2 separate regions of the Homo sapiens genome follow, and region 2 is linked to region 1. A link is a loop called in an ENCODE intact Hi-C map of the cell type or tissue named here. Cell type or tissue: A673. All regions are shown on one strand.

Region 1 (8,000 bases):
GTTGTGAGTAATCGCAATAAGTCTCCATTTTTCAGGAAATAGGCTAAGGGAGGATAAGTGACTTGGCCAAGGTTAGAAGGCTAATAAGAAACAAAGCCTATGTCCCAAGGACCTCAATCCAGAAAAACAAAAAACAAATAAAGGCAGGGGGCAAACCCAGGTTTGTCTGCCTTGGTGCTATTTCTACTGTATCACTGCTTAAAATAATATATTTCCCCATTTTTATTAACAAAGACACAAAGACATCTATAACTGCCACTCAGAGCCTTTTGCAGCTTCTAATTAGCATGAGATAATTGATACTAACAGGAGAGATTGCCTCAGTTGCAGCCAGAAGTAAAGAGATGCAGTACATTAGTCTCTGCAGCCTGGGTGTGGGTAAATGTAGTTTCCATCAGGCTCTGGAAATACTGCATTACAGCCTACATGCCCCCATGACGGCTTGGGACCACCTGAATCTCTCAGAACCCCTTCTGGGCATAGGAAGCTATGACTCCTGTAGGGTTGCCTGGAAGAGAAAGAGCTGTTTCTCCCTAGGAAGCACCTACTCAGTAGAGGTTGCCATATTCCGTCTTTCTAGCAGTAAAGCCGTGCCTTTCAGAGGGCAGAAGGACGGCTTCCTGGTGGTTCGTGGGTTTAGTCTGTACTTTCTGCACGTGTCCTGGGTACAGGGAGGGAGGAAGGGAGATCACTGGAATCATGAGAATTTGCCCAGCCCGCATTGCAGAGCTTCCTGGTCAAAGCCTAGTGAATTTCTCCCTTGTGGAGCGTGCTTTGGCTCAGATTCCTGTGGATTTTTCCCAGTCCTTCCAGTGCTGCTGGTATTAATGTGACCTTCCAGGATAAGCTCCTGCACTAGCACGCTGGTCTTAAACAAAACCAGGATTCTGCTTCAGCTGGTTTCCCTCAGGAATATCCCAGAATTTTACCAAGAGCTTCCCATCTTATTTAGGAACATGGTCTAGTGTTCCAAAATTTAATTTATACAGTGAATTTTATCTGAAGCTTGAATGTACAGCAGGAGGGATTAAAGTCATCCTAGTTCCATATCTAGCTGTCTTGAGCGAATGGCAAGCAGTTGCTTATACAAATTCCCTTCCTTGCAGTGTTAAGCCATCTTTCAGTCATCCGGTGCCCAGGCAAGGACATTCCAAATCCTAGTTTAGAGTTTCTTTTTCAGGGTTTCCAACAGACAGTTTCATCTGTTAGTGCCCTCTGCTGGACTTTCTCCAAGTTCTTTTCAACCTCCTGAATCCCAGAGTGGACGCAGACTGGATGTCTTCTCCCACTAAGGCCTTGACTAATCTGGAGTGGAGGGAGGTGTGCTTTTTGACCTTGTAGCATGCTGCACTCCTTTATAAACACCTTGGCCTGGAGGTTGCTCTTTTCATGGTCTCCGAAGACTGGTAGGTTTATTTAGGGAGCAGCGTGAGTTGCCTGGGGTCCAGGTGGCCTATATCATTGAAAAAGGCTCATATAAGAGAAGAATTGAAAGGGTGTGTGTGAGAGGGTGAGGCAGTGTCTGAATCTCTGGAAATTCTGCTCAACAATATTATTTCATGGGATTGAGTGGAGGAGTGGTTGGCAGCAATTCATCCATTTAACTTCTTTTTTTTTTTTTTGAGACGGAGTCTCTGTTATCTAGGCTGGAGGGCAGTGGCACGATCTTGGCTCACTGCAACCTCCACCTCCCAGGTTCAAGTGATTCTCCTGCCTCAACTTCCCGAGTAGCTGGGATTATAGGCGTGCACCATCACACCTGGCTAATTTTTGTATTTTTAGTAGAGACAGGGTTTCACCATGTTGGCCAGGCTGGTCTCGAACTCCTTACTTCAGGTGATCTACCCGCCTCGGCTTCCTAAAGTGCTGGGATTACAGGCGTGAGCCACCGCACCCGGCCCATTTAACTTCTTTAAGACTGTTGAAAAACAAGCTCAAATAATGGGAGGAAATAGGGCCAGGCCTCTGCCGAGGGTACTGGAGGAGGAAAGATCCTGTATATACCCTATGCCTGTTGCCACCATGGATTTATCTAGAGTCCCTCCAGCTCGATGTTCACCTCTCTGATGTGTTCCCTGGAGCTTTCCAACAGAGGTGTCCACCAGCTACACCTTGTTCATTTTTCTGCTGTTGTTGCATCACAGTCCACGGTGAATATTTGTATGTCTTAGACTGGGAGCTCTTTGCTGGAGAGACCTTGTCCTGATCATCTTTACAGTACTGTCTCCTAGCACAGTGCTGGGTACATGAGAGTGGTAAACGGAATTGAACTAGAATGCCTTTTCTTCTCATTTCTGCATGTCTTGAGTCTATCCAGTTTTAAGTGGCAGCACAAAAATCTTGTTGTTAAGACAGAATTGTCTTACTGGTCCCAGAAGGACATGACATTTCTGCATTCTGTGTTCCCATAGCACTTAATACATAGTATTGAGAGTTATCATTTTTCTGCTTTTAAATATAGTTATTTATATTGAATCTTACTTTCCTGATTCTAAGCACTTTGAGAGCAGGATCCTTGTTTGATTCACGTCTTTCTTTTCCTATAACCCATAAAATGATGCCTTGCATATAGGATAATGGCACCTGGCATTTACATAGCAGTTAAAATGTGGCAGATGCTCTTTTTCATACTTCACATTTCTTTCTCTTTCTTTCTTTCCTCCTTCTTTCTTTCTTTTTCTCTTTCTTTCCCTCTCCCTTGCCTCCCCTCCCCCCTCCCCCTCCTCTCCCCCTCCCATCCTCTCCCCTTCTCCCCCTTCCTTCCCTTCCCCCTCCCCTCTCCCTCCCCTCCCTTTCATTCTCCCTTCCCTCCCCTCTCCTCCCCTCCCCTCCCCTAGCACAGTGCTGGGTACTTGAGAGTGGTAAATGGAAAATGGAAATGAAAATGGAAACGGTAAGTGGTAAATGGAATTGTCACTGGACTAGCTGTCTTGAGCGAATGGCAAACAGTTGCTTATACAATTCCCTTCTTTGCAGTGTTAAGGCATCTTTCAGTCATCGGTGCCAAGGCAAAGTCATTCCAAATCCTAGTTTAGAGTTTCTTTTTCAGGGTTTCCAAAAGACAGTTTTATCTGTTAGTGGCCTCCCTTTCCCCTCCCTCCCGTCTCCCTTCCTTTCCCTCTCTCTCCCCTCCCCTCCCTTCCCTCCCTTCCCCTTTCCCTTCTCTCTCCCTTCCTTCTCCTTCTCCCTTCCTTTCCCTTCCTTCTCCCTTCCTTTCCTTTCCCTTTCTCTTCCCTTCCCTTTCCTTTTCCCTTTCCCTTTTCCTTCCCTTTTCTTCTCTTTTTTTGTTTTTCAGATGGAGTCTCACTCTGTCGCCCAGGCTGGAGTGTAGTGGCGCGATCTCGCTCACTGCAACCTCCGCCTCCCTGGTTCAAGTGATTCTCCTGACCTCAGTCTCCCAAGTAGCTGGGATTACAGGCGCTTGCCACCAAGACTGGCTAATTTTTTTTATTTGTTATTTTTTATTTTTTTTAGTAGAGATGAGGTTTCACCATGTTGGCCAGTCTCATCTCAAACTCCTGATCTCAGGTGATCCACCCGCCTCGCCTCCCAAAGTTCTGGGATTACAGGCGTGAACCACCACACCCAGCCTCTTCTCTTTTTCTTTCTTTGTCCTTCCTTCCTCCCACCACAGTCTTCCGAGTAGCTGGGACTCCAGGTGTACACCATCATGCCTGGCTAATTTTTTTTTTATAGAGATGGGGTCTCACCAGGTTGCCCAGGCTGATCAGGAACTCCTGGGTTTGAGCGATCCTCCGGTCTCAGCCTCCCAAAGTGCTGGGATTACAGGCATGAGCCAACCCGCCTGGTTCCATACTGTAGACTCTTAACCATTGTCTTGATGATGCTTCGTGTACACATAGCGTGATGTGAATACTTGTTGGATGCATGTAGTTTGATATTTATTTGAAACCAATACACAGTTTGAACATGACCCATTGCTGCCTTCTCTGCCATCTGAACTGTTTTCTAAGCCATGGGAAGGCAGGCCAGAGAGGGGCGCCAGAAAGGAGGCAGTTCCTGGTTCCGGTTCCTGAGGCTCCTTATTGGTTTTCCTTGTAGTTCTGGTTTGGAAGTCTACAGTGCCATCTAGTGGGTAAACTTGCAAATATCAGCTTAGAATTATTTTTCTGAAATCCTGGTAGATGGCCTTGAGTTCTGGGAGCCCCCTTTATTAGTTTAAAATTTTGATTGCCGGGGGAGGATAGGGGGACTAGGAAGAACCAGCCCATCCTGGCTCAGCGGGGTCAAGTTTGACCCCTGCTTTGAAGAGGCTGCAATGCTGATTGTGGTTGGCTTGGTTGAGCCCTGTTGACTGTTGTAAATGGTGTGTTCTCCCACAGTGTAGACCCTGCTTCTGGAGCTGTGTGGGCTTTGGAATTTGAGTTACAGTCATCTGTGTGCTGCCTACTGTGGAGTAACACTTGTCCCAGGTTGTATATAAGGGGATGCTTGATTCATATAACAGGCCAGTTCCAAGTAAGACATCTCATGAGTTAACGACATTATAGTGAAATTTGGTTATGTGGAGTTGGTAATAGGCAAATCCATCCGAGCTGGCAAAGTGAAAATGATGAGCAGCCACTGCATAGTGAACGAGCTGTAAAAACGTGCTGCATGGAAGGGAAGGAGAAAGGGATTCCGTACACAGTGAGTTCTGCCGAGCAGCCGGAGGCTTTGTGTATGGCGCTGTTCCGGTTTCTGGTGTGTGTGGTAACGTGTATGGTTTCTTGTGTCTGTGTTTGAAAATTGGATGTTAATTGCCTTTCAGGTCATTTACTTCTTGCTGGAAGAACGGAACATAAGAGCATGTGGTAACTGTGACCACAGAACTCATGTGCTTTGGCTGAGAGTGTACAGACACTGGAGCAAGCACTTGCTCGGCAAGATTGTCCAGTGTGCATTCTACTGGGCATCTAGGCTAAGGAATATACTCTATAGAGACCAATGCATCTTAGTGCAGCAGGCGATCCACCAGAACAAGGAGAAAATGTTGGTTATGTGGTAGCCTTGGTTATAGTGACATTTATGGTAATAGGGATTTATTATTAATAGAACCTATGTGAAGCAGGGGTTGGCCAACTTCCTGGTAATAAGGATTTATTATTAATAGAACCTATGTAAAACAGGGGTTGGCCAACTTTCTCTGTAAAGGGCCAGATGGTGAGCATTGTGGGCTTTGTGGGCCTATGGTGCCCACAACTCTGTCTTAGTTACTCAACTCTGCCTTAACCACTCAGCTCTGACATGGTAGCAGGAAAATAGCCAAAGATAATATGTAAATGTAGGCTTAGCTGTGTTCCAGTAAAACTTCATTTGTGGACACTAAATTTAAATTTCACATCATTTTCACCTGTCATGAAATATTCTTTTTTGGATTTTTTTTCTTCCAACCACTAAAAAGTACAAAAACCACCCTTAGCTCACGGGGCTGAGCAAAAACACGTGGCTCTAGATTGAGCCTAGAGTTTCTAGTTTGTGGACTCCTGATCAGATGGCTGGAGTATTTAATAATAATTAATAAAAATGATTTGTTCATCAGCTATGCCAGCAGTTAGTGTCATGAAGTGTCTGATAAGCTTTTCTTTCTCTGGAGTAAGAGGAAAGGCCATTCTTTCCCGTATTATTATAAGATATGACCTCCCAAAAGAACTCTGCCTGAACTAAAGCTGTGTAATTATCTCACTTACAGTGCCTTAAGGTGTGGAGAGTCCACCCTTTATTCCTTCTTCTATTTCTCATCCGCCTCAGCCTCCCCTGGAGGCAGAGTAGCAGACTAAGTGACCCCAGACCCCATCCAGCCTTTTGCCTTACTGGAGAAGCAGACTAGGTGACCCCTGGCCCCATCTAGTCTTCTGTCTTACCGGAATCTCCCTCCTCCCACACATCTCACACCCTCCCCACAACACCCCACCCAGTCCATGTCAGTGGCTTGAGAGTCTCCGGTGGGCTGAGGAGAATGGGATTATAATCCCATCAGAGAGAGGAAGAGGAGTGGGTAGAGAGAATGCTGGAGGCATTTGCTCTTTGAGGTTTATATAGCCAGGGAAGAGTGTGGTAGCAGGGCGAGATGGGCCTCTTCTGTTTTGGCTGGCAACAGACAGTCTGCAGGTGTGATGGCTGGGGATTTTATCAGCCTTGTGTCATTTCTCATATGGTCTAACTGTGCATTCTCTATGCTAGACTTACTTGGGGGAACTTGTATCTTTAAAATTTTGTAACCCCATGTCTTTGTCTAGTTGAAGTCTAAGTGACCTCCCCCAGGGTTGAGAAAGAAGCTGAAGTTAACGGTTGATATCCTATGTCTTTCCTCAGCAGCCAACAGAGCAGTCAGCAGAGCAGCCACGATGATGATTCTAGCAGGTTCCTGAGTCCTCGAGCGCGGGAAGAAAGGTAAGGTCCAACTCCGAGGGCGAGATGGGGGCAAAGAATAGAGGGGGTGGGGTGGAATGTTTGAGGAAGATTGTGCCTCTGCTCTGTGCAAAAAAATGTGGAAAACTGAAGAGGAATGGGAGCGCCTGAGACCTCTGTGCTTGACTGATTAGAAAGACAAAACTTTCACCCCATAAAGGAGAAGGAGCAACACAAAGGGGCTGGTTCCAGAGGCTTTTTGTGTTCAGCAAAAGAAGTCAACGTGTGGCAAACCAAATAGGTTGAAAAGACTTCATACTGAGCAGGGCTTGGTGGCTCACACCGGCAATCTCATTACTTTGGGAGGTCGAGGCGGGCGGATCACTTGAGATCTGGAGTTCGAGACTAGCCTGGTCAACACGGTAAAGCCTCATCTCTACTGAAACTACAAAAATTAGCCAGACATGGTGGCATGTGCCTCTAATTCCAGCTACTCCGAGGCTGAGGCAGGAGAATCGCTTGAACCTGGGAGGCAGAGGTTGCAGTGAGCCAAGATCGCGCTACTGCACTCCAGCCTGGGCAACAGAGGGAGACTTCGTCTAAAAACAACAACAACAACAACAACAAACTTTACAGTGGAGTTAGGACTTGAGTCATGCCCTATAGGTTGGGTACAATGTGGGTCAGGAGGTGAAGGGCATTTTGTGCCTGAGGAAGCTGCATAGCCCAGGATGTCAGGTGTTGGATGGTGTCAGGTGGCAGCAGCGTTAATGAAAAATGAGGTGGGATGTCTAGGATGCAATGAAAATATGGAGGCTCTTCAATGGTTGGTTGAGGATTGGAGATACAGCTAACTAAGCACTCAGTGTGAGGACCAGCCAGCACCTGCTTCATGCAGTGCCTGTGAATTGTAGACAGAGGTAAATTTGCTGTAGCAAGTTAAACTTCTTTGCCTACAGAAAGTTGATGGTATTGACGTTAACCAAAAGGAAGTCTCAGCTGGCCTACCGCAGGGGCTCTGCTTTTGGTCTAGCTCTGTTTATCGTTTTTATCAACAAGCTGGGTGAAAAAGCAGAAGGTACTTTTACCACATTTATCAACTTATGGTGGACCCTCTGCTGAGAGGGGGTAGAGAACACCAAGGATGATAGAATCAAGACTTAATATTATTTTGAGTAGAACAATGGGTGGAAATCAAGGAGATATTTTCTTTTTAATGGAAATGTGATTTTTTAATTTTTTAATTTTTAATTTTTTTTTTTTCTGAGACAGAATCTCGCTCTGTCACATAGGCTGGAGTGCAGTGGTGCAATCTCAGCTCACTGCAACCTCCACCTCCTGGGTTCAAGAGATTCTCCCACCTCAGCCTCCGGAGTAATTGGGATTACAGGCAAGTGCTACCATGCCCCGCTAATTTTTATATTTTTAGTAGAGACGGGGCTTCCCCATGTTGGTCAGGCTGGTCTTGAACTCCTGGCCTCAAGTGATTCACCTGCTTCAGCCCTCAAAGTGCTGGGATTACAAGCGTGAGCCACCATGCCTGGCTCACTGTGAAGTCTTGAAATGTCTATGAAATGTGATCTTGTATATTTATGTTAGAAAAGATTTATTTCGCAAGTGTAGAATTGCCGCAGGGAGCCTAATTTGAT
Region 2 (8,000 bases), 440 kb before region 1:
AAATCTTTTAAACCCTTTTTAAATGGGGGGAGGAAGGGGAGGGTGAAGAGGGCCAACCTTTGTAAGCTAACAGGTGATTTTAATTGGAACCAGCAGCGTTATACCATGTTTTTGACCCATTCGGTAAAGGCAGAAAAAGAAATCAATAAATTTCCATCAGCATTTGCCCTCCTGGAGTCGTATAAGTAGAATGGAGACACGAACCCCAGTTAATGGCTTCATCAAGCACCTCACTGATTCTCTAACAGAATTAAATAGGTTGCAGGTCTCTCCCCATTGTCCTCTGCATTGAGATTCAAAAATGCCCTAGTCTGCTGGGTGCTCCTAGGTGACACATGAGTTACCATCCGCCTCATTACAAGTACAGCTAACCACCCTCAGGCCCAATCATGACAGACCTCCTGAAGCAGTCCTGTCTCAGAGATGGGAATCCACACACTGACCCTTTATTAAAAGCAAAACACAGGAGCTCCAAGTTTTACTCCTGGAAATAGATCTATGGAGAATCCACAGGGCCTAACAGTTGGGCAGCTTGACTTCAGTCACATATTAGTTGTGTAACCTTGGGTAAATTGCTTAAACTTTCTAATCTGCCATTCCCTCATCTTTATACAGGGGAATAATGATGCTAACCCTCATTGGCTAGTTTTGAGATTAAATGTTGTGTGTCAATATACTTAAAGGTACATCCAAAGATTTGAATAGGCAGTTTACAGCAGAAAAAAATTAAAATGGCATCCAACACATGAGAAGATATACTGTTTCACTCATAATAAGAGCAATGCAAAATAAAACCATACTGAGATGCTACTTTTCATCTGTCACTGGCAAAAATCCCATGATTTGAGAGTATATTCTATTGATGAAGTGACGGGGAAACGGGCACTCATTCATTGTTGAAGACTCAAAACAGGATCACCTTATTAGAGTGGAATTTGTAAATATCTGAAAAAATTATATATGCATTTACCCATTGAGCCAGAAATCTAGGAATCTATCCCAAGATACAGGAGCAAAAATTCAAAATGACTTATACGCTCGGTAAATCTCTGTGCCATTATTTATAATTGCAAATGTATGGAAATAATTCAAATGTCTATCAACAACTAGTTGAATAAAATATGGTTACATGGATGCAATGGAATACTCTGAAGCTGTAAAAGGTAATGAGATAGAGCTGTGTATGCTGATGGAGAGTGGTATCTGGGATATATTAAGTGAAAAAAAGATGTGGAATATATATAGAGAGAGACAGAATCATACCTTTTGTGTAAAAAAGAGAAAACAAGTGTAAATATACATATGTGTTTGCTTATATTTGCAAAAAGAAACGTTGGAAAAATTTTTAAAAACTAATAAAAGTTGAGGAGGATCAGCAGGAACATAAAAGCAAGATTTCTTTTTTTTTTTTTTTTTTGAGACAGAGTCTCACTCTGTCACCCAGGCTGGAGTACCACGCAATCTTGGCTCACTGCAACCTCCGCCTCCCAGGCTCACGTGATTCTCCTGCCTCAACCTCCCGAGTAGCTGAGATTACAGGCATGTGCCACCACATCCAGCTAAATTTTGTATTTTAGTAGAGACAGGGTTTCACCATGTTGGCCAGGCTGGTATCGAACTCCTGACCTCAAGTGATCTGCCCACTTTGGCCTCCCAAAGTGCTGGGATTATAGGTGTGAGCCACCGTGACTGGCCACAAGATTTCTTTAAACATACTTTATATAAATTTGATTTTGGAAACATAGAAATGTTTTCTATGTTCGAAAATTGTATTACATTTAAAAAGTAATCCCTAAACATTAAAAATGAAAAAAAAATTTACTATGAATTAGTTGGATATGTAAACCCCCAGGGAAAATAGTTATTTCAAGTGACTTTAGATCACAGTAATAGAGGAATATATTCTTTTTGCTTTTTTTTTTTTTTTGAGACAGAGTCTCGCTCTGTCGCCCAGGCTGGAGTGCAGTGGCGCCATCTCGGCTCACTGCAAGCTCCGCCTCCCGGGTTCACGCCATTCTCCTGTCTCAGCCTCCCGTGTAGCTGGGACTACAGGCGCCCGCCACCGCACCCGGCTAATTTTTGTATTTTTAGTAGAGACAGGGTTTCACCGTGTTAGCCAGGATGGTCTCGATCTCCTGACCTTGTGATCCGCCCGCCTCGGCCTCCCAAAGCGCTGGGCTCGGCCTCCCAAAGCGCTGGGATTACAGGCGTGAGCCACCGCGCACAGCAATAGAGGAATATATTCTAAACACAAATGAGGCGAGGTGTGGTGACTTGTACCTGTAATCCCAGCCCTTTCTCATAATGAGGCAAGAGGATCACTTGCCTGAGGCCAGGAGTTCAAGACTAGCCTGGGCAACAGCCAAGACCACAGTCTCTACAAAATAATAATAATAATAATAATAATAATAATAGTAATAAATTAGCCAGTCAGGGTGGCTGAGGTGGGAGAATCATTTGAGCCCAACAGTTTGAGGCTGCAGTAAGCTGTGATTGCACGACTGCACTCCAGCATGGCCAACAGAATGAGACCCTGACTCTTAAAAAAAAAATTTTAGGCCAGGTGCTATGGCTCACGGCTGTAATCTCAGCATTTTGGGAGGCCGAGGCAGGCAGATCACCTGAGGTTAGGAGTTGGAGACCAGCCTGACCAACATGGAGAAACTCCGTCTCTACTAAAAATACAAAATTAGCCGGGCATGGTTATACATACCTGTAATCCCAGCTACTCAGGAGGCTGAGGCAGGGGAATCGCTTGAACCCAGGAGGTGGAGGTTGTGGTGAGCTGAGATTGCACCACTGCACTCCAGCCTGGGCAAAAAGAGCGAAACTCTGTCTCAAAAAAAAAAAAAAAAAATTTAGACTTTATTTGGTAGCTTAATTGTAGTCATAATATTTGTTTTATTACTTTAAAACTATTTTATGGCCAGGCGAGCTGGCTTCTGCCTGTAATCCCAGCACTTTGGGAGGCCGAGGTGGGTGGATCACGAGCTCAGGAGATCGAGACCATCCTGGTCAACATGGTGAAGCCCCAACTCTACTAAAATACAAAAAATTAGCCAGGAGTGGTGGTGCAAGCCTGTAATCCCAGCTACTTGGGAACCTGAGGCAGGGGAATCACTTGAACCCAGGAGACGGAGGTTGCAGTGAGCCAAGATCGCACCACTGCACTCCAGTCTGGTGACAGAGCAAGACTCTGTCTCAAAAAAAGAAAAACAAAACTATTTTACATATTGTAGACTAATGCAGTAAGTAGTAACAATGTCAGGAACCAAGATTTTCAATGTAAGAAAAAAGACATAAAGGATAAATTTTAAAATGTTAAGTAAAGATCTTGGCAAATAAAAAGAGATGATGTGGTAAAACTTAACTTTTTGTTTTTGTTTTTGTTTTTTGGAAAGAGACTCTCCACATGGGGAGGGTGCCGGACCAAGGGGTCCAGAACACCCTGAGTTTCTTCCTTTGGCTTGGGGCTCTCTTAGATGGTCTTAGCTACAAGCAACAGAAATAGGTACTCGTTGACTTGAGGGGAAAAAAATGACTCGTTAGGAAAAACAACCTGTTAGGAGCGTAGCCAGAGAATCAAAGGAAGTGCCAAACCATCACCCGCCGCGGGAGGGCCCTGCGAGCTGTTTTAATCAGCTATTCCAGCATCACAAAACACAGCTGATTAATACAGCAGCAGTGTCCTGTTTCTCAGAATTGTGTGGAGGGACTGGCTAGAAGTTCTTCCGTTGGTTTCTTCTAAACTCACTCAGGTGACAACATCCAGCTGGTGGAGAGACTGGGGCAGGACTCAGCTGGGAAAGCTGTGAAGATGGGGCCATTCTCTCCACGTGGTCTTTCATCCTCCAGGAGGTTAAACTGGGCTTTTCCCCATCACACCGTGGACAATGGTCCAAGAGAGTAGGAGTGGAACTGCAAGGCCCATCCTGGCAGCCGTACAGCGTCGCTCTCACCACGCTTTGCTGGCCAAAGAACACCATCAGGACATCCCAGATTCAAGTGTTCGTACTTCACCTTTTAATAGGAAAGGCCACAAATAATTTTTATCTGCTTTTAATCAGCCACAGTCCATCTATAAACAATGATTGTCACTGGTAACAATGATTGGCAGCTCCTTCCATCAAAAAGTAGACCCCTTGAATCTGGACCAGCCTTATGAAATGTTTTCAATGATAGAATATGCTGGAGAAGACATGGGCCACAGCATCCCAGAAAGGCCATATCTTCTCCTTCCTGGAACACTGCCTTTGCCGTGTGAAAAAGTCTGGTCTAGACTCCAGTAGGATGCAAGACCACGTGGAAAGAAAGCTACGCCAGGCTCCCGGCTAAGCTCAGCTTACAGTCAACACCGCATGAATGTATCTACATGAGTTTGCCCACAACAGGCCAGAGGAAGAACTGCCCAACCAACTCACAGAATCACAAGCAATAAGTTGTGGTTTCAAGCCACCACATTTTGGGGTAGTTTGTCACACAGCAGTAGATAACCACCTCCGGGGCTTTCAGCATCAGGAATTGTGCAAAGTCTCTCTGAATTTGTCATTAACATAACTGCTCCTAAGTCTGGTGCCCTGGCCTCTTGGCTGCAAGATTGCCAACTTTAGGTTAAGAGTCTACTTCTGAACCAACCAGCTATGGCAGAAAAGTGAGGGGCTGAGTCACTTAGCACAGACAGAGGTCCTGAGGGTCACCCAAGCTGATACCTCCTGTTACCTCCACACTGCATCCCAAGGAGTCTGCTATTTCTGATCTCAATCTTCAAAACCCTAGCCCATTTCTCCACATCCTTGTCAACGTGTATATTATCTTTCATCTTTTTGATACTGCCATTCTGACATGTTTGAGGTAAGAACTCATTGTGGTTTTAATTTTTATTCTCCTAATGATTAGTGATGTTGAATATTTTCTCATCTATTAGTTGGTGTTTGTATTTGTTTGTTTGAAATGGAGTCTCGCTCTGTCACCCAGGCTGGAGTGCAGTGGCGCCATCCCGGCTCACTGCAACCTCTGCCTCCTGGGTTCAAGTGATTCTCCTGCCTCAGCCTCCCAAGTAGCTGGGATTACAGGTGTGCGCCACCATGTCCAGCTAATTTTTTGGATTTTTAGTAGAGACGGGGTTTCACTATGTTGGCCAGGCTGGTCTCAAACTGCTGACCTCAGGTGATCCACCTGCCTCGCCCTACCAAAGTGCTGGGATTACAGGCGTGAGCCACTGCACCTGTCCTGTTTTCTTTTGAGAAATGTCTATTCAAGCTCCTTTGCCCATTTTTTAATGGGAACCCCTCTCCACTCTTGGTGGGAATGTAAACTAGTACAGCCATTATGGAAAATTGTATGAAGTTTCCTCAAAAAAAACCTAAAAATAAAATTGCCATATGATCCAGAAATCCCACATCTGGGTATATACCCTAAGGACTTGAAATCAGTATGTTTGCTCTTCCGGGGACGTGGTCTAGAGGCACTCGGAATGGTCCAGCATTTGACATACTGCCGTAGGCTTTCCTACAATTCAGTCTCTAACAAAACTAGGCTGTCCCGAATACCTGGTAATAGAATTGTTTACCTTTATACCAGGAAGGTTGGGAAAGCACCAAAATCCGCATGTGGGCATGTGTCCAGGAAGACTTCATTTTGAAGTTTGTGCTGTGAGACCTAAAGTTCCTATGAGATTGCCCCCAAACAAAAAACATGTCAGCAGGGCCTCCGGTGGTTGTGTGTGTTCTAGGTGTGTTCATGACAGGATCAAGAGTGATTTCCTTATCGAGCGGCAGAAAACCATTGCGAAAGTGTTGAAGGCACAAGCACAGTCAGAAAGCTAAATAAAAAAATGAAGCTTACAGCCGGGTGTGGTGGCTCATGCCTGCAATCTCAGCACTTTGGGAGGCCAAGCCGGGTGGATCACCTGAGGTCAGGAGATCGAGACCAGCCTGGCCAACATGATGAAACCCCGTCTCTACCAAAAATACAAAAATTAGCCTGGCATGGTGGTGCGCACCTGTAATCCCAGCTACTTGGAAGGCTGAGGCAGGAGAATCACTTGAACCCAGGAGGTAGAGTTTGCAGTGAGTTCATGCCACTGCACTCCAGCCTGGGTGACAGAGTGAGACTCTGTCTCAAAAAAAAAAAAAAAAAAATGCCAGGCGTGGTGGCTCACATCTCCAATCCCAGCACTTTGGGAGGCCAAGGCGGGTGGATCACCTGAGGTCAGGAGTTTGAGACCAGCCTGGCCAACATGGGCCAACCCCATCTCTACTAAAAATACAAAAAATTAGCTGGGCATGGTGGTGAGCACCTGTAATCCCAGCTACTCGGGAGGCTGAGGCAGGAGAATCGATTGAACCTGGGAGGCGGGGGTTGCAGTCAGCCAAGATCACACCATTGCACTCCAGCCTGGGCAACAAGAGTGAAACTCTGTCTCAAAAAACAAAACAAAACAAAACAAAACAAAACAAAAAAAGAAGACATTTGGAGTCATAATTTTTTTAAAAAATCACTATGTCAAAGAGCCATCTGCACTCCATGTTCATTACAGCATTATTCACAATAGCCAAGATGTGAAATCAACCTAAGGCTTCATCAAGGGATGAATGAATACAGAAACTGTGGTACATATAAGCAATGGAGTACTAAACAGTCATTAAAAAGAAGAACATTCTGTCACTTGCGACAACATGAATGAACCTGGAGGACAATAAGCTAAGTGAGGCCGGGCATGGTGGCTCACGCCTATAATCCTAGCACTTTGGGAGGCTGAGGTGGGCGGATTGCCTGAGCTCAGGAGTTCGAGACCAGCCTGAGCGACACTGTCTCTACTAAAATACAAAAAATTAGCTGGGCGTGGTGGCGGGCGCCTGTACTCCCAGCTACCCAGAAGGCTGAGGCAGGAGAATTGCTTGAACCCAGAAGGCGGAGGTTGCAGTGAGCCGAGATCAGGCCACTGCACTCCAGTCTGGGTGACAGACTGAGACTCTGTCTCAGAATAAATAAATAAATAAAAATAAGCTAAGTTAAATCAGCGCAGAAGGACAAAATCCTCATATTTTCATTTATCTGTGGGATCTAAAACAATCAAACTCAAACCAGAGAGTAGAACGGTGGTTGGGAGGTGAGAGGAATGTGGAGATATTGATCAAAGGGTACCAAGTAGCAGTTAAACAGGAGGGATAAATAAATATTTAAGGTAATGGGTATGTTAATTATCTTGATTCAATCATTCCACACTGTATACGTAGATCATAACATCACTGTGTATCCCTTAATTACATAAGATTATAACTTGTCAAAATTAATACTAATTAAAGAAAAAACAAGCTCAGGTAGGATGCTTCTCCTTCCTTGTTTCTCTTTAACACAGCTGAAAAATGCTGAAGCTTTGGAGGTTCGGGGAAGCTGGTAGTTAGCCAAGATCACAAAGGGAACAAGAGTCCTAAATAAAGGAAAAGAAAATGTATAAAATAATTTAAATAGCAAGGTTTCAGTTGTGTGCTAGCTAGGCTGTGATGACTGTGATGACAGGCATGATGAACCTTTTTTTTTTTTTTTTTTGAGACCAGGTCTCTCTCTGTTGCCCAGGCTGGAGTGCAGTGGCGTGATCTGCACTGCAACCTCCACTTGAATCCTGGGTTCAAGCGATTCTCCTGCCTCAGCCTCCCAAAAAGCTAAGATTACAGGCACCTACCACCATGCCTGGCTAATTTTTGTATTTTTATTAGAGAAGGGGTTTCACTATGTTGGCCAAGCTGGTCTCAAACTCCTGACCTTGGGTGATTCACCCGCCTTGGCCTCCCAAAGTGCTGGGATTACAGGTGTGAGCCACTGCGCCCAGCCAGTCCTCACCTCTTATATGCTGAGGGTTATTTATTTATTTATTTATTTATTTATTTATTCTTTTTTTCGAGATGGAGTTTCGCTTTGTCACCAGGCTGGAGTGCAGTGGTGCGATCTCAGCTCACTGCAACCTCCGCCTCCCAGGTTCAAGAGATTCTCCTGCCTCA

Evidence for each region. Peaks named below come from ENCODE experiments on the same cell type or tissue, not always from the same donor. Only the 100,000 strongest peaks of a DNase experiment are listed, where the experiment ranks them.
Region 2: a loop joins it to region 1, with 4 times the contacts of the local background. A loop is called at or near these places in 2 of 110 quality-filtered maps.

The regions. Positions count from the first base shown.
Region 1 is chr11:123,474,501-123,482,500 of GRCh38, forward strand. GRAMD1B (GRAM domain containing 1B) reads left to right here. Exons shown (of 20, transcript NM_001387025.1): 2 at 6,316-6,393. Among named protein-coding and RNA genes, the nearest start is that of GRAMD1B, 48 kb to the left of the region's middle. RefSeq lists enhancers at 3,921-4,215, 5,871-5,920, 5,961-6,080 and a silencer at 7,318-7,407. In A673, CTCF peaks have their summits at 1,242 (motif pointing left) and 4,052 (motif pointing left); DNase peaks (open chromatin) are centred at 1,191 and 4,041; H3K27ac peaks cover 1,180 bases.
Region 2 is chr11:123,030,396-123,038,395 of GRCh38, forward strand. It overlaps the pseudogene RPL34P23. Among named protein-coding and RNA genes, the nearest start is that of SNORD14E, 24 kb to the right of the region's middle. In A673, a CTCF peak has its summit at 3,606; a DNase peak (open chromatin) is centred at 3,616.